Regions from separate parts of the Homo sapiens genome. Here region 2 is linked to region 1. The links are chromatin contacts, found by Hi-C or POLR2A ChIA-PET in ENCODE. All regions are on one chromosome and are shown on one strand. Each heading gives the region's core, a stretch centred on a gene start or an enhancer-like site at or near the end of the contact. The rest is flanking DNA. Distances are from core to core; before and after follow the strand shown. Region 1 overlaps CFAP95 (cilia and flagella associated protein 95). Region 2 has its middle 96 kb from the start of MAMDC2.

Evidence for each region. Hi-C counts contacts between places; a loop is a spot of excess contacts on that map. ChIA-PET counts read pairs that join two places held with the same protein, here RNA polymerase II (POLR2A). Pooled maps may share reads with other maps.
Region 2: a map of endothelial cell of umbilical vein shows a loop between it and region 1 (4-fold over the local background). The contact joins two enhancer-like sites. A Hi-C loop is called at or near these places in 2 of 168 maps with a recorded cell type or tissue (GM12878 and endothelial cell of umbilical vein) and 1 of 50 pooled maps. POLR2A ChIA-PET finds 5 or more read pairs at or near these places in 1 of 52 experiments (OCI-LY7).

Annotation. Positions count from the first base shown.
Region 1 is chr9:69,894,747-69,902,086 of GRCh38, reverse strand. All of the region lies in intron 5 of CFAP95 (cilia and flagella associated protein 95), which reads right to left. Among named protein-coding and RNA genes, the nearest start is that of CFAP95, 78 kb to the right of the region's middle. Within about 2 kb of position 3,151, at least 4 of the 41 ENCODE cell types and tissues checked have a DNase peak (open chromatin) inside an H3K27ac peak, as active enhancers do; they include endothelial cell of umbilical vein, where a contact is called at or near this core.
Region 2 is chr9:69,944,379-69,951,718 of GRCh38, reverse strand. No RefSeq gene overlaps it. Among named protein-coding and RNA genes, the nearest start is that of MAMDC2, 96 kb to the left of the region's middle. Within about 2 kb of position 4,763, at least 5 of the 41 ENCODE cell types and tissues checked have a DNase peak (open chromatin) inside an H3K27ac peak, as active enhancers do; they include endothelial cell of umbilical vein, where a contact is called at or near this core.

The DNA.
Region 1 (7,340 bases), core at 1,902-4,401:
GGATCTCTTTGTAGATTCTGGATATTAGCCCTTTGTCAGATGAGTAGATTGCAAAAATTTTTTCCCATTCTGTAGGATATGAACAGACACTTCTCAAAAGAAGACATTTATGCAGCCATAAAACACATGAAAAAATGCTCGTCATCATTGGCCATCAGAGAAATGTGAATCAAAACCACAGTGAGATACCATCTCACACCAGTTAGAATGGCGATCATTAAAAAGTCAGGAAACAACAGGTGCTGGAGAGGATGTGGAGAAATAGGAACACTTTTACACTGTTGGTGGGAGTGTAAACTAGTTCAACCATTGTGGAAGTCAGTGTGGCGATTCCTCAGGGATCTAGAACTAGAAATACCATTTGACCCAGCCACCTCATTACTGGGCATATACCCAAAGGATTATAAATCATGCTGCTATAAAGACACATGCACACGTATGTTACTGCAGCACTATTCACAATAGCAAAGACTTGGAACCAACCCAAACGTCCATCAATGATAGACTGGATTAAGAAAATGTGGCGCATATACACCGTGGAACACTATGCAGCCATAAAAAGGATGAGTTCATGTCCTTTGTAGGGATATAGATGAAGCTGGAAACCATCATTCCGAGCAAATTATCGCAAGGACAAAAAACCAAACACCGGCCGGGCGCGGTGGCTCACGCCTGTAATCCCAGCACTTTGGGAGGCCGAGGCAGGTGGATCACGAGGTCAGGAGATCGAGACCATCCTAGCTAACACGGTGAAACCCCGTCTCTACTAAATATACAAAAATTTAGCTGGGCGTAGTGGCGGGCACCTGTATTCCCAGCTACTCGGGAGGCTGAGGCAGGAGAATGGCGTGATCCCAGGGGGCGGAGCTTGCAGTGAGCCAAGATCGCGCCACTGCACTCCAGCCTGGGCGACAGAGCAAGACTCCATCTCAAAAAAAAAAAAACCAAAACCAAACAAAACAAAACCAAACACCACATGTTCTCACTCATAGGTGGGAATTGAACAATAAGAACACTTGGACACAAGAAGGGGAACATCACACACCAGGGGCCTGTTGTGGAGTGGAGGGAGGCGGGAGGGATAGCATTAGGAGATATACCTAATGTAAATGATGAGTTAATAGGTGCAGCACACCAACATGGCACATGTATACATATGTAACAAACTTGCACGTTGTGCACATGTACCCTTATACTTAAAGCATAAAAAAAAAATACATAGCAGCTTCCTGGCCCCCATTTCTGTTGGAAACTCTTGAAACAGATCAACTCTCAGATGGCCCTTTCCTTTCACTAGCATGGTCAGACAGAGGGAACCACTAAGACTCATCAATCTTGAGCCACTTTTGTTTTCCTGTGGCATGGATGAGATCCTAAGGTAGCTGCAAGTCTGCAGAGGAAGATACTAACAGGGGCTGCAGAGCCGACCATTGGAGCTGGGGCTGCATAAGAGTCACAGAAGTTGTCTGTGGGGTGTACAGTGTCTATGGGAATGGAAATGAGGCTGAGTCATCCCAGACAGGCCTTCTGGGCTCCAACCAAGCCCAAGGATAAAGAGAAAAAGATTGCCAGTTACAATGTCTATAAAGTTTGGCCACTAATGCCAGCAAAGAAAAGAGCAATGAGGTAGACTAGGGATATCACCTCAGAGAACAGAACAGGCAGAAAATACCACACGTAAAACCCTCCTCCTCCCTTCTGGCATCAGGATGCTAAGTCACATCCTTCTCTTCATGTATCTGGATGCCATTGTAGGGAAAGCTGCATTCTTGTTGCTGCAAACAACCCACTCTGCTCATACTAGTGTAAAACAATAGTCATGAGGAGAGAAAAATATACTTTTTTCAGGGGAGAAAAGAGTATGGTGTATTGGGGTCCCCAATACCACCTCAGGTTTGATGATCTAGGAGGACTCACAGCTGTGGGTGTATATGCACACACACCTATATACAGACGCTCCTCAATTTGCAATGCAGTTACATCTCAATAAACCCATCTAAGTAAAAAATAAACTCATAAGGTGAAATGCATTTAATACCAATAAATGCATCATAAAGTCAAAAAATTGTAAGTTGAACCATCGTAAGTCAGGGACCACCTGTATAGTTGTACTCATGGTTTTGATTTATTACATAAAAATGATACAAAGCAAAATCAGCAAAGGCTATGGGCTGACATCCACAGGAAACCAGGTGCAAATTTCCAAGAGTCCTCTCCCAGTGGAGTCACACAGGATGAGTGTAAATCCCCCAACAGTGAGTTGTGCCATGCTGTCTGCTGGGAAAGCTAATTGCAGACTCAGTGCCCAGAGTTTTTACTGGGAGCTGGGTCATGTAGGCAGCCTCTGCCTAGCATGTCCCAAAATTTCAGACTCCCAGAAGGAAACAGGTGTTCAGCATAAAACATATTGTTTGCACAAACATTTTAGCCACAGTGGGTCATTCTAATCAGGGAATTCTTATCCTGAAAGCCAAGTTTCTAGATGCCAATCAAGGACCAACATTGTGAGCAGGCTTTGAAAGGATAGTAGTCTCAGTTCTGCTATGTTAGCTCTTCTCTGCACACACAGGATGGGAGAGGATCTCTGAGAAAGTGAGCGTTTTCTTCAGGAGGGATTAAACACTTTCTATAGAAAGCAGAACTATTTAAATTATGGCATCAGACTAAGCTTTAAATGGATTGAAGAACTTATGTTTTCCCACTGGTGGTGGGCTCCAGAAGAAGGTCAAATATCAGTTAGATAAATTTCCTCTGCATACGTGAGTTGCAGACAGTTATGTTTTCCACACCCTAACATAATAGGTAAATCTCTCTTCAACATGTATTTAGTGGGAATGGGAAGAAAGTGTGTATTGAAACAGATTTGTGAATTACTATATGTTACTGTTGGCTAGGTCACTATTCGGTGCTACACACACAGAGTTGTGACAGAGTTTACTTAAGGAAGGACAAGCATTGCAAGCTTTTTCTGAGCCCTTCAGGTAGATGAGTGTAACCAGAAGAATTTGTCTGATGTGTGGAATGAGTGGGCATTAGTGCACAAAGGCTTATGCAGAATGAAAGAGTCATTTCACAGGAAGAACATAAAGGACTTACACAGCTAACTGAGGACAAAGAACCAAAGATGATTCATAGCTTCAAGCCTGGAAGGCCAGGAGAGTTATAATAACACTGAAAAGAATTAGAAAGACATGGGGGTGGGGATGATTTGTTTTAGGGGGGAAATGATGAGTCACATTTTAGACATTTTTAATTTAAGATGACATCAGTAAAAAATGTTTATTTGGAAGGTAGTGCTGTGGGACAGATGGCCTAGAGAGAAGTCAGTGCCCTATGCACAGCAGTGATCACTGGCAGGGAAAAAATAGCTATAAAGAACATTATTGGGACCATGGATGATATTTAACATGGACTGTGGATTGTATAATTGCACTGTATCAATTTTCCTGAAATTGAAAACTGTACCACAGACACTCATCCTTATTTTTAGGAGATACACATTGAACTATTTAGGAGCAAAAGGGCATGATGTCTTCAGCCTACCTTCATATGGTAAACAGCTATCAACTCTGCAAAGAATATATGGAAGCTCCTTGTGCCATTTTTGAAACTTTCCTGTAAGTTCGAAATTATACAACAATTAAAATTACCCCCTGCCCAATGTTGATTGGTATACAGCCATGGCAATTGATGAATTCTCTGAGATTGTGTAAAATGAGAGGTGCAGGGATCTGGGGCACAAATGTTGGGGAAGCCCATGATTGGGTCCATAAAGAAGCCATGAAGGACAGACAAGGAGAGGTTAGGAGAGAGTGTTGCAATGTCATAGGCTCTGAAGAGGGAGGGAGGCTGAAGAATGTGGTGGTAATCAACAATTGCTAAGCTCCAAAGAAGCCTAACCCAGAGTAGCATCTGACAAAACACAACAATGTCAATTAACCTCTAGCCACCCTTGAGGGTGCATTTTCAGTGAAGGGTTGGGGGAGTCCCATAAAACATGCTGGTAGAAGGAGGAAAAGAAAGAGCACCAGAGAAAGGAATACTGAGGGCAAAATAGGCCCTGCCAAAACAGGAAGCACTGGAGTTGCAACAAAAGAATCACCATAGGGGAAAACTGGCTTTCAGAAGATTGGTTAAGAAAGCATTCTTCTTTCTTTTCTTCTTGTTCTCTTCCTTCTCTTTCTTCTTCCTCAGATCATGGCAAGGCAGGTTAGGATGTTAAAGGAGGGTCCTCCTAGTGAGTGGTTCCCCCAACCCACCTTCCCTCATGGTTTTACCACTTACATCAGTAAAATGCATTAATGTATCTTTAAACAATGGGGTCTCCTGGTATCCACTCCACCTCCACCCCCATTGCCCCTTGTATGCTCTATCCTTACTCTAAGCACCATTATCTCCTGCACCTTTTTTCGGTAAAATGATAATGCTACTTCTTAGTCAACTGTATAGCCAGTCCTTAGCTGATTTTTTTCAATCTTCTGGTAGGCTATTCCTTGGTTCTACTCATTCATATAGGATTTCATCCTTTTTCTTTAGGACCTTTCATTTCTGATAGTTTTATTTTTCAAGGTCATTTTCAGTTTTAGGACTGCCTTCTGGAACGTAGTAACTCTGCCTAATTTAATATTACAGGATAATTTGGAAGCATAGTCTCAATTCCTTCATCCAGATCATCCATAAAAATGCATAATGGTTTATGTTTCCTGGCCAAATTAGTCAGTGCAAACTAACCTTGCGTCCACCATTAAAGATAGCTATTAGCCACCTGGCATTAGCACAGCAAAAACCATTCTTCCCCAGTATGCCTATAAGGATGCTCATTTTGAGTGTTCCATTTACTTTTAAAATGATATTTGAGTTAGTAAGCTTATTTATGTGAATGTCACATTGGATGGAATGAAAATAGATATAAAAGTAAATTGTTGTGATATTTTGTTTCATTATTTCCAGCATACATCATGTATAAAAGTCTTTACCAATTACATGCACTTGACTGAAGACTTGCCTTCCTCTAATAAGGTAGTTAAGCACACATGCAGAATGGTGGGAGGAAAAGAAGAATTACCCCACAGTCAAACCTACCTTATCTGCCCTGGGGACCAATGGGGGATGGGTATCTCAGGTGGATTCCCTCGTTCATTTACTTCACTAAATTTAAAATATTTTATTTCTTTTATTTTTTCAAAATTTTTTTTTCAGAGACAGAGTCTTGATGTGTCACCCAACCTGGAGTGCAGTGGTGCAATCATAGCTCACTGCAGGTTTGAACTCTTGGCCTCAAGCCATTTTCCCATCTCAAGCCTCCCAAAGCATTGGGATGACAGGTGTGAGCCACCGCACCTGGCCAAGTTTTATTTCTATTGGATATTTTTTCCTCCAATGATTGTGTCACAAACATAAGAATAATTGGCAAATGTAGCTAAACAAATATGTAACTAGTGGGATATATTCTTATGTATTTAAGAAGTATTTACTACTCCTATTTATTTGATAAAGTTTTAGGAGGGAGAAGCATTTGTAACAAATACAGATATTAACAGAGCATGAGACTCTTAGCTACAGGGAAATAGCCATGGGAAGTACAAAGAAATTTAGGCTGTGGATAGAAATATAAATATCTCTACCACTAATGAATCCAGTCAACATAGTAAGGTTTCACTACAAAAAATATGAAGATCTATGTAAATGAACACTTCACAAATAAATTGACTTTTAAAGATTAATATCACACAAATTTTTGTTATGGCCAGCATCAAAAACTAAGCAATACACAATTAAACATTAGCTGTTGATATATTTGTTTGTTTCTAATGCACAAAATTGATTGGTTCTATCACTTCAATCATATAAAACACAAATACGATTTTTCTTATTCTTCAGTCTATATTATGTGAGGACATTTACCTTTGCCACTGTTTTATAATGGAATGACTTAATGGACTGTATATCAATTTGAGGCCTAGGCTTCTCAATCTTTAAAACTTTATTTCTCCTTACAAAAGTTTTATATGTTCACTGTAGAAACTGAAGATAATCAAAAAGAAGAAAATAAAATATCTCATAATTCCAAGTTCTCTGAAGCAGAACTTAGCTTCATGGCCTAACTTAGAAACAAATGTTAGACCAGGCCAGGCGCAGCAGCTCACGCCTGTAATCCCAGCACTTTCAGAGGCTGAGGCAGGAGGATCACTTGAGCCTGGGAGGTAGAGATTGCAGTGAGCCGAGATCATTCCACTGCACTCCAGTCTGAGTGACAGAGCAAGACTCTGTCTCAAAAAAGTTAATAAATAACTTCAGAGGCAACATAAGGCAAAAGTTAAGTTTCTGGAGAAATAGGGTATCTCTCTACTAAAAGAATACAACTCTAAAAAACAATCCGTTTCCTGAGAATTAAGACCCCACAATTTCTCTACTGTTGGTGATACACAAGATGAGCAGGAAGTTAAAATAATTAATTTATAATTAAGTATAATTAACATTTAATTTTCAACTAAGTTTGAATTAAATGTCTACCAAGGTCTTTAATCCGAAAGGATACTTGGTCATAAATAAATTACTATTTCAATGGGAAAAGATCATTGAGACAGAATCAAATCAAATCAAATAGTAGAATCTGAGAGCCAGAGAGCTTGGAAAGATCACTGTGTCTGTATCAGTCAAAGATCTCCAGAGAAACAGAACCAATAGAATACACACACACACACACACACACACACAGAGAGAGAGAGAGAGAGAGAGAGAGAGAGAGAGACTGATTTTAAGGAATTGGCTCACATGATTGTGGAGGCCAGCAAGTAACTCAGGAAGGATTTCTATGTTACAATCTTGAGACTGAATTCCTTTTTTTCCAGAAAACCTTAGTTTTTTGCACTTAAGGCTATAAACTGATTCAATGAGCCCCACTTACATTATTTGGAATAATCTTTACTAAAAGTTAACTGATTGTAAATGTTAATCACATTTACAAAAGACCTCCACAACAACATCTAGAGAAGTATTTGACTAAACTACAGGGCAAATAACCTAGTTAAGTTAACACAGAAAATTAACCATCACACTGTCTAACCCTAGTCTTTTTTTTTTTTTCTTTTTTTTTGAGATAGAGTCTCACTCTGTCACCCAGGTTGGAATGCAGTGGTGCAATCTAGGCTCACTGCCACCAGGCCCAACTAATCTTTTGTATGTTTAGTAGAGATGGTGTTTCACCATGTTGACCAGGCTGGCCTGGAACTCCTAAGCTCAAATGAACTGCCCACCTCAGCCTTCCAAAGTACTGGGAATACAGGTGTGATCCACTGTGTCTGTCCATCTAACTCTAGTCTTAAAGTGAGATCAAGGCC
Region 2 (7,340 bases), core at 3,514-6,013, 48 kb before region 1:
CATTCTTTCATTGAGAATTTTTGCAAGGCAGGGTCCATATCTTACTCATTAAACCTACCCATATGTAGCTTTTCAACAATACATGTAAAGATTTTTGTGGTTTGTGGTTGCAGCCGCTATTGCAGAAATTGACTAAAATAAAGAAGGTCATCTTGTGGGAAGCTCCCGAATAGGATACTCTTCTAGCCATCTCCTCTCTTTGATTTTCTGGAGTTACATTTGGTTGACACAAACTGGAACCTCAAAAGTGATGTGGAAAGGGACAGGAGGGATAAGATTTTATCTCCAAAGTCCTGCCCCAAGGCTCCATGGACTTCTTCCATTCCCATTTCCAACACTGTTCCATTTTCCATGTAAATTTCTTATGAGTGAACATGACCAGGTCATGTGGTACCCAGATATTTGGTTAAACATTATTTCTGGGTATGTCTGTGAGAGAGATTTTCTGGATGAGATTAGCATTTTAATTGGTAGACTGAGTAAAGAAGATGGCCCTCCTCAATGTGCATGGGTCTCTTCCAATCCATTGAGGGGCCGAATAAGAAAGCAGAGAAATGGAGAATTTCTCTCTCTTCCCAACTACATGAGGTGAGACATCAGTCTTCTCCTGTACTCAAACTGGGTCCTACACTATTGGTTCTTCTCATTCTCAGGTCTTTGAACTTAGACTGGAACTTACACCATCAGCTCTCTTGGTTCTCAGGCCTTCAGACTCAGACTGGAGCTACAACATTGGCTCTCCTGCGTCGCTAGCTTGCCATCTGCAGATCATGGGACTTCTTAGCCTCCATAATCACATGAGCCAATTCTTTTTAATAAATCACTTCCTGTATACATCTAGATAGATAGATAGATAGATAGATAGATAGATAGATAGATAGACAGATAGATAGATAGATAGACAGACAGACAGACAGACAGATACATACATAGATAGATCCTATTGGTTCTGTTTCTCTGGAGAACTCTAACTAATACAGATTTTGATACCAGAAGTGGGACATTTCTGTCTTAGCTCAAGTTGTTATAACAAAATACTATAGATTTTCAAAACCATAAAGACAAAAAGTAGAATGATGGTTGCCAGGAAGTGGGTGAGAGAGGAATAGGAGTTATTGTTTAATGGTTATAGAGTTCAGTTTTACAAGATGAAAAGAATAATGGAGATGGATGGTAGTGATGGCTACACGACATTATGAATGTACTTAATACCACTGAACTGTACACTTAAAAATGGTTAATACAGTAAATTTCATGTTATATGTTTTTTACCACAATAAAAATAATTTTTAAAAATGCCATAGGCTGGGTGGTTTAAACAACAGACATTTATTTATCACAGTTCTGGAGGCTAGGAAGTCAAAGGTCAAAGTCATTGGCTAATTCAGCTCCCGGTGAGGCCCATCTTCCTGGCTTGCAAACAGCTGCATTCTCACAAGGCTTTTCCACGATGCATGTGGGTAGAAATAGGAAAAGGGCACAAGCTCTCAGTGTCTCTTTGTTTAAGGGCACTCATTTTATCGTAAGGGTCATACTCTTATGATTTCATCTAAACTTAGTTACCTCCCAAAGTGCCTTATCTCCAAATACCATCACATTGTGGGTTAAGGCTTCAACATATAAATTTGAAGGGAGGAGAGGGACAATTCAGCATATGGCATCTCCTTATTAAAATTTGTAATAACTGGAATTTTTAAAGAGACTTCTGTTTTCCTGACCTAAACTACGGATCCAGCAGGAAAAAAACAAGAGCAATGACAGCAAACCAGGCCTTTATGGGAGGAACAATCTGTGTAACTGTCAATTACAGGAAGAAGCCATATAACCCTCACCTCACAATACCCTCCTACCAGACACCACCCAAAGAGGCAATTGCCATTTCCGAAGATGTCAAGATGAAGCACCATCAAAAATCAGGGATATTCATACTGTAGTTTCCCACTCAAATGAACCAGACAGAGCTCCCTGGAGAAATGGCTTTTCTCTGGTCTAAGCTCCTTGGAGAAATGGCTCTTCTCAGGTCTGGGACAAGAAATGATCAAGCTGAGCCCAGGCATCTTGCCATACTGGAGAGCGAGGAAGCTGTCAGAGATCACTGGGGCTATATAAAAATGTCAAAACAGCCAGCCCGAAGTGGCTGTTTTTGGCCAAAAACTAGTTCAGTGTGAGCAAGAAAATGATAATGCTTGCAATAGATTGCAATAGGTTGGTATGTTAAAAATCTATGAGTTCATGATGCAGAAAAAAACCAGTCATCTTTGGAAATGTCTAGGAAAACAAGCCATTATTCTGAAAACTAGTAAACAAAGGAAAAGAATCAAGCATTTATTGCACCTTTCCTGTATAAACACAATTATTTCAAAGTAAGAAAATAGTTGGTGATTTCTAGCCAATAAATGCTGAAAAATGCATTTCCCTTTGGCCACAGTCCCTGAGAAGCAGTCCCTCTTCTACCATCATGGCTCTCACCTGCTTCCTGGAATACTGTCCTCTTCCCATGCACCTTCAGGCCAAAGGATGCTGTATTAGTTTGCTAGAGCTGCCATAACAAAGTACCACAAACTAGCATTATAGAATTAAGAAGACTGAGATCAAGATGTCATCCGGGCTGGGTGCAGGGGCTCATGCCTGCAGTTCCAGCTACTTGGGAGGTTGAGGCAGGAGAATGGCTTGAGTGCAGGAGCTCAAGGCTGCAGTGAGCTATGATTGTACCATTGCACTCCAGTCTGGCCATGAGTGAGACCCTGTCTAAAAAAAAAAAAAAAAAAAAAAATTGTGGGAGGGAGCTGGCAGGTTGGTTCCTTCTGACAGCTGTGAGGGTGAATGTGTCCCATGCCACTCTCCTAGTGGCTTCCTGACAATCTTTTGTGTTCCTTGGCATACCAGACGCACCACCCTGATCTCTGCCTTTGTGTTCGCATGGCAGTATCCCTGTGTATGTGTATCTCTATGTATCCAAATTTTCCTTTTTTATAAGGACATCAGTCATATTGGATTAGTATCCACCCTATGATCTCATTTTAAAGTGATTACCTCTGTAAAAAGGATCTATCTCCAAATAAAGTCACATTCCAAGATATTGGGGCTTAGGACTCCAATATGTCTTTTTTGGGAGGACACAATTCAACCCATAAAGATGCTAACAGCATCCACTATTGCTAGTCCACTGGTGCTCCACCATTTCTTGCAGATTCTTAGGTTTTCCCACATATCTATACATAGTCCCTTCATTAAAATCCCTTAGGTAAAATTCTTTTAGTATTCCAGGTTTTCTCTGGGACTTTGATACATGCATTTTGAGAGCTATTTAATAAATGTCGTTGATAGGACTTAGTGATGGGTTGCATGGATGGTAAGTGAAGTGAGGGGAAGGGAGGTATCAAGTGTAATTTCCAGGTGTCTGTCTTGTGTCATTAGTGCAAGTAGTGCCTTTCACTGAGATCAGGCATGCAGAGAAGAACTGGATTGGGGAATGCAAAGGAGATAATGAGTTTTTGTCAGAACATATAAAGAATATATAGGTCAGGCATGATGGCTCACACCTATAATCCCAACACTTTGGGAGGCCAAGACAGGAGAATTGCTTGAGGCCAGGAGTCAGAGACCAGCCTGGGCAACATAGGGAGACTTTGTCTCTACAAAAAATTTTGAAAGGAAGACATTAGCTGGGCATGGTGGCATGAGCATCTAGTCCCAGCTACTCAGAAAGCTCAGGTGGGAGAACTGCTTGAACCCAGGAGGTCAAAGTAACAGTGAGCTACAATCATGACACTGCACTCTGGCCTGGGAAACAGAGTGAGACTGTGTCTCAAAGCAAATCAAAACAACAACAAAAAAGAATATACAATCATCCTTCGATATACATGAGGGATTCTTTTCAGGACCATTGCTACATTCTCAAGTCCCACAGTTGACCCCGCAGAACCCACATATAGGAAAAGTCAGCCCACTGTATACACAGGTTGCACATCCCTTGAATACTGTATTTTCAATCTGCAGTTGATGGAAAAAAATATAAGTGGACCTGCACAATTCAAACCCGTGTTGTTCAAGGAACAACTGTATAAGCCACACATGCACCAAAAAAAAAAAAATCTGTGCATTATAGTATTTATATACTCTAGACAGAGTCAGACAGCATGAATTTAAATCCTGGGGCTGCCAATTACTAGTTGAGCCACTTAGGACAAACGACTTAGATTTTCATTCCTTATTGTGTTCATTTTCATGTATAAAATGAACATTATAATACCTGCCTCATAGTGTTGCTGCGAGGCTTGATGGGCTGAACCACACAAAGCACTCAGCAAAGTGTCTGGAATTTACTACAGGAACAATAAATATTAGCTGTAGCCAAGATTACTTTTACATACCTACTTTCCATCTGGAGAAAATATCACCAACAATAAAGGTTTTGAAACTAGCTACCTAAATATGGTCTAATTCCTGTTTTCCACTGTAAATTTAAAATTCTTGTCAGTACAGTGCAGGATGGAAATAAGGTTGCTGGCAGGCTTGTACTTCTAAGACTTTCTCTTTTCTATTTGGTTTTGAACTCAGTAAGCCTATTTAAAACAGTTTCTAACCTTGATGCTGGAAATCAGTTGGAGATGTGGATAGATTTCAAAGCAATGTAGACATTTTGGGATGTCAAGGGGCTCTGGAAAATAATGTAGTCTGACCTCGAATTTTTGATGATGAAATTAAGACCCAAGAGGTTAAATGACTCATTTGAGGCCACACAAGCACAGGAAGAGCTGGGACTAAAATCCAGCCTCATGACACATACACTGGCCATTTCTTCTTCAGCATGACAGATTCTAGCATGACAGTGCAAAAAAATATTTATTGCACAGAATTTCAAATGTATATAATGAACTGAATCCCTCTGTAAAGATAAATACAAGATAGAATTAGGAATGAGAGACCGAAGCAAGAGTTCAAAAAATTAGTGTTGTTATAAATTTACTAAAATGATTTCTCAAAAAAAAGATGAATTATGATTTAACTAACATTTTAGACTTTTTAAAATGTATGTTTTTAGCAAGGAGTCTGACTACTTCACACATGGGAGTAGAATTTTCTTATATCCATGAACTATGAGCTGCCACTTTTTGAGTTTTCTTTTGAACACTTGACTTTTTTTTTCCTCTGCAACAGTCATTTACTTAATGCTGTACTCAAAATTATACATCCCAAAGAGATTCTATTTTGAAGACATCTGACTCAATGAACCAATGGAATGTTGAGGAGATGTTTATATGCCTTTTATAATTAACCCCATTTTTGTGGTTTGAGTTAAAAAGATTTAAACATCACACCTGGACAAATTATGTTGCAGTACTTGCATATAATTGTGTGAAACTAAATCAGTTTTCCGCTTAGCTAGAGGGAAAGACAGATATATGGTTTACTTTTCCATGTCATCTTTTCTGATGTAGGAAAGAGGAGACATAGGAAAAAGATAAACTGCAGGGCAAAATTGGAGGAAAAATTAAAATAACACTTCCCGATATTGAGAGAAAGGGATATAAATTTTTGTACTGAGAAAAGAAAGTATGCTTGGTAGATGTAACATTCAAGAGAAAAGCCAATCTAATAGAACTGGATTATGTTAAAAGGATTCTATTATCTCAAAGACTTGGTATCCATAGCAACTGAAACATTGCTATACTTACTCTTTCCATCCACCACGAGGGAAATAAACAGCCAAAGAGCTAGCTATTTCCTGATACCATTATATCACAGCTAATAAATTACCATCTGCAATGTCTTCACAAACCCTACTGTTGTTTTACTTTTAAAGCAGAACCAAAAAAAAAAAAAAAAGATGAAGAAATAAGAGAATGTAACCAAAACACAAAAATGAACAACCAGCCCACAAGGGAGGGTTGCAACAGTGCATCCAAGGAAGGAAGGAGAGAGTTACTCTCTGAACTTCCCTCAAGGCTGGCTGATGTCTAAGATAGAGAAGCAGTTTCCTGGGCTGCTGCCAAGCTACAAGTCACATACAAAGTCCATGTAGACTTTGTTGCTCTGAAAGGGAGTCCAGATCTAAGTGGGCCAACCTCAGACCCAGGCCCAGATATATACTAAACAGGATGCCCAATCAGTTGCAAATGTGTGCTGTGTGTGTATGTATGTGAGTGGTATTACTAAATCATAACTTTTTCTTTATTCATAAAAAAATGTGCCATATATGTACCAATCACTGTGTAAGGTTCTGAGGATGTTAGATGTGAATGAGACACTCTTAGCTGACAAAAGAGTTCATATCTTGCATAGAATCTAGATGCATCAAGTTTCCAATTGACAGACCTAAAGGTCCATCAACATCACCTATGACAGGCGCATCATTATATGATACCTTTAGGACCCAGTACAGACCCAGTACAGTTTCTTGTAAACAACTGACACATAATAAATGTTGATTACATGTAAGATTTCAAGGGAATTATAAAGATGAAGTTAACACACAACATCGAAAGTGTCTGTAGCAAGGAGGTCTTCAAAACACAGAGCCTTAAATTGTAGTTGAATGAAATGAATGTAATTTTAAAATTGATATAAACATAATTAAAGTTGTCAGAAATAATAAGTAGTAAATCTGGCATTTGAATCCATACAGTCTGGCTCTGGAGATTTTCGTGCTTAACCACTACATTTCTCCTCCTCTTAGAGAGCAAAGCCGAATGGGAAGGGGGACAGATGTTAAATTCTTTCTATAGCTACAGTGATTTTTTTTTAAGGAAAACCAATCCAAAAGTACAAACTGTAAATCTTTAGAAGCCAAACATACAGTTTGAACTGCATCTATTCATTCATTCATTTATTCAACAAATATTCATTGTGCTTCTCTGGACCAGTGCTCCTCTGGGTACCAGGGTTGGCACAGATAAAAACACAGTAAGCCAATATTCTCATGGTCTATTTTCTCCATAAAACTAGCCACTTTCAAACACACATTACAATCTATTTATTTATTATGTTTATTGATTGTTGTCTGTTTTCCCTTAACAGAATGCATCTTCCATGAGGATATACAATTTTGTGTTTTGGTCTCTAAGGTACCCCAAGCACATAGAACAGTGCTTGGAGCACTTCAGGGTTTTGATAAACATTTGTTGAATAAATGAATCATGGAGCTTACTTTTTATTGGAGGACAACATAAGTTTTTAAAATGAAATAATATCCAGGAATATATGCAGGGTAAAATCATAAATTTTCTATGCCTTCTTTCTCTAAATACAACAGTGATAATTCTTAATTACCACTGGACCTTACAAGGACACTATAAGTTTTAAGCAGGATGTGCAAATGCTTTGGAACCCTGGGAAGA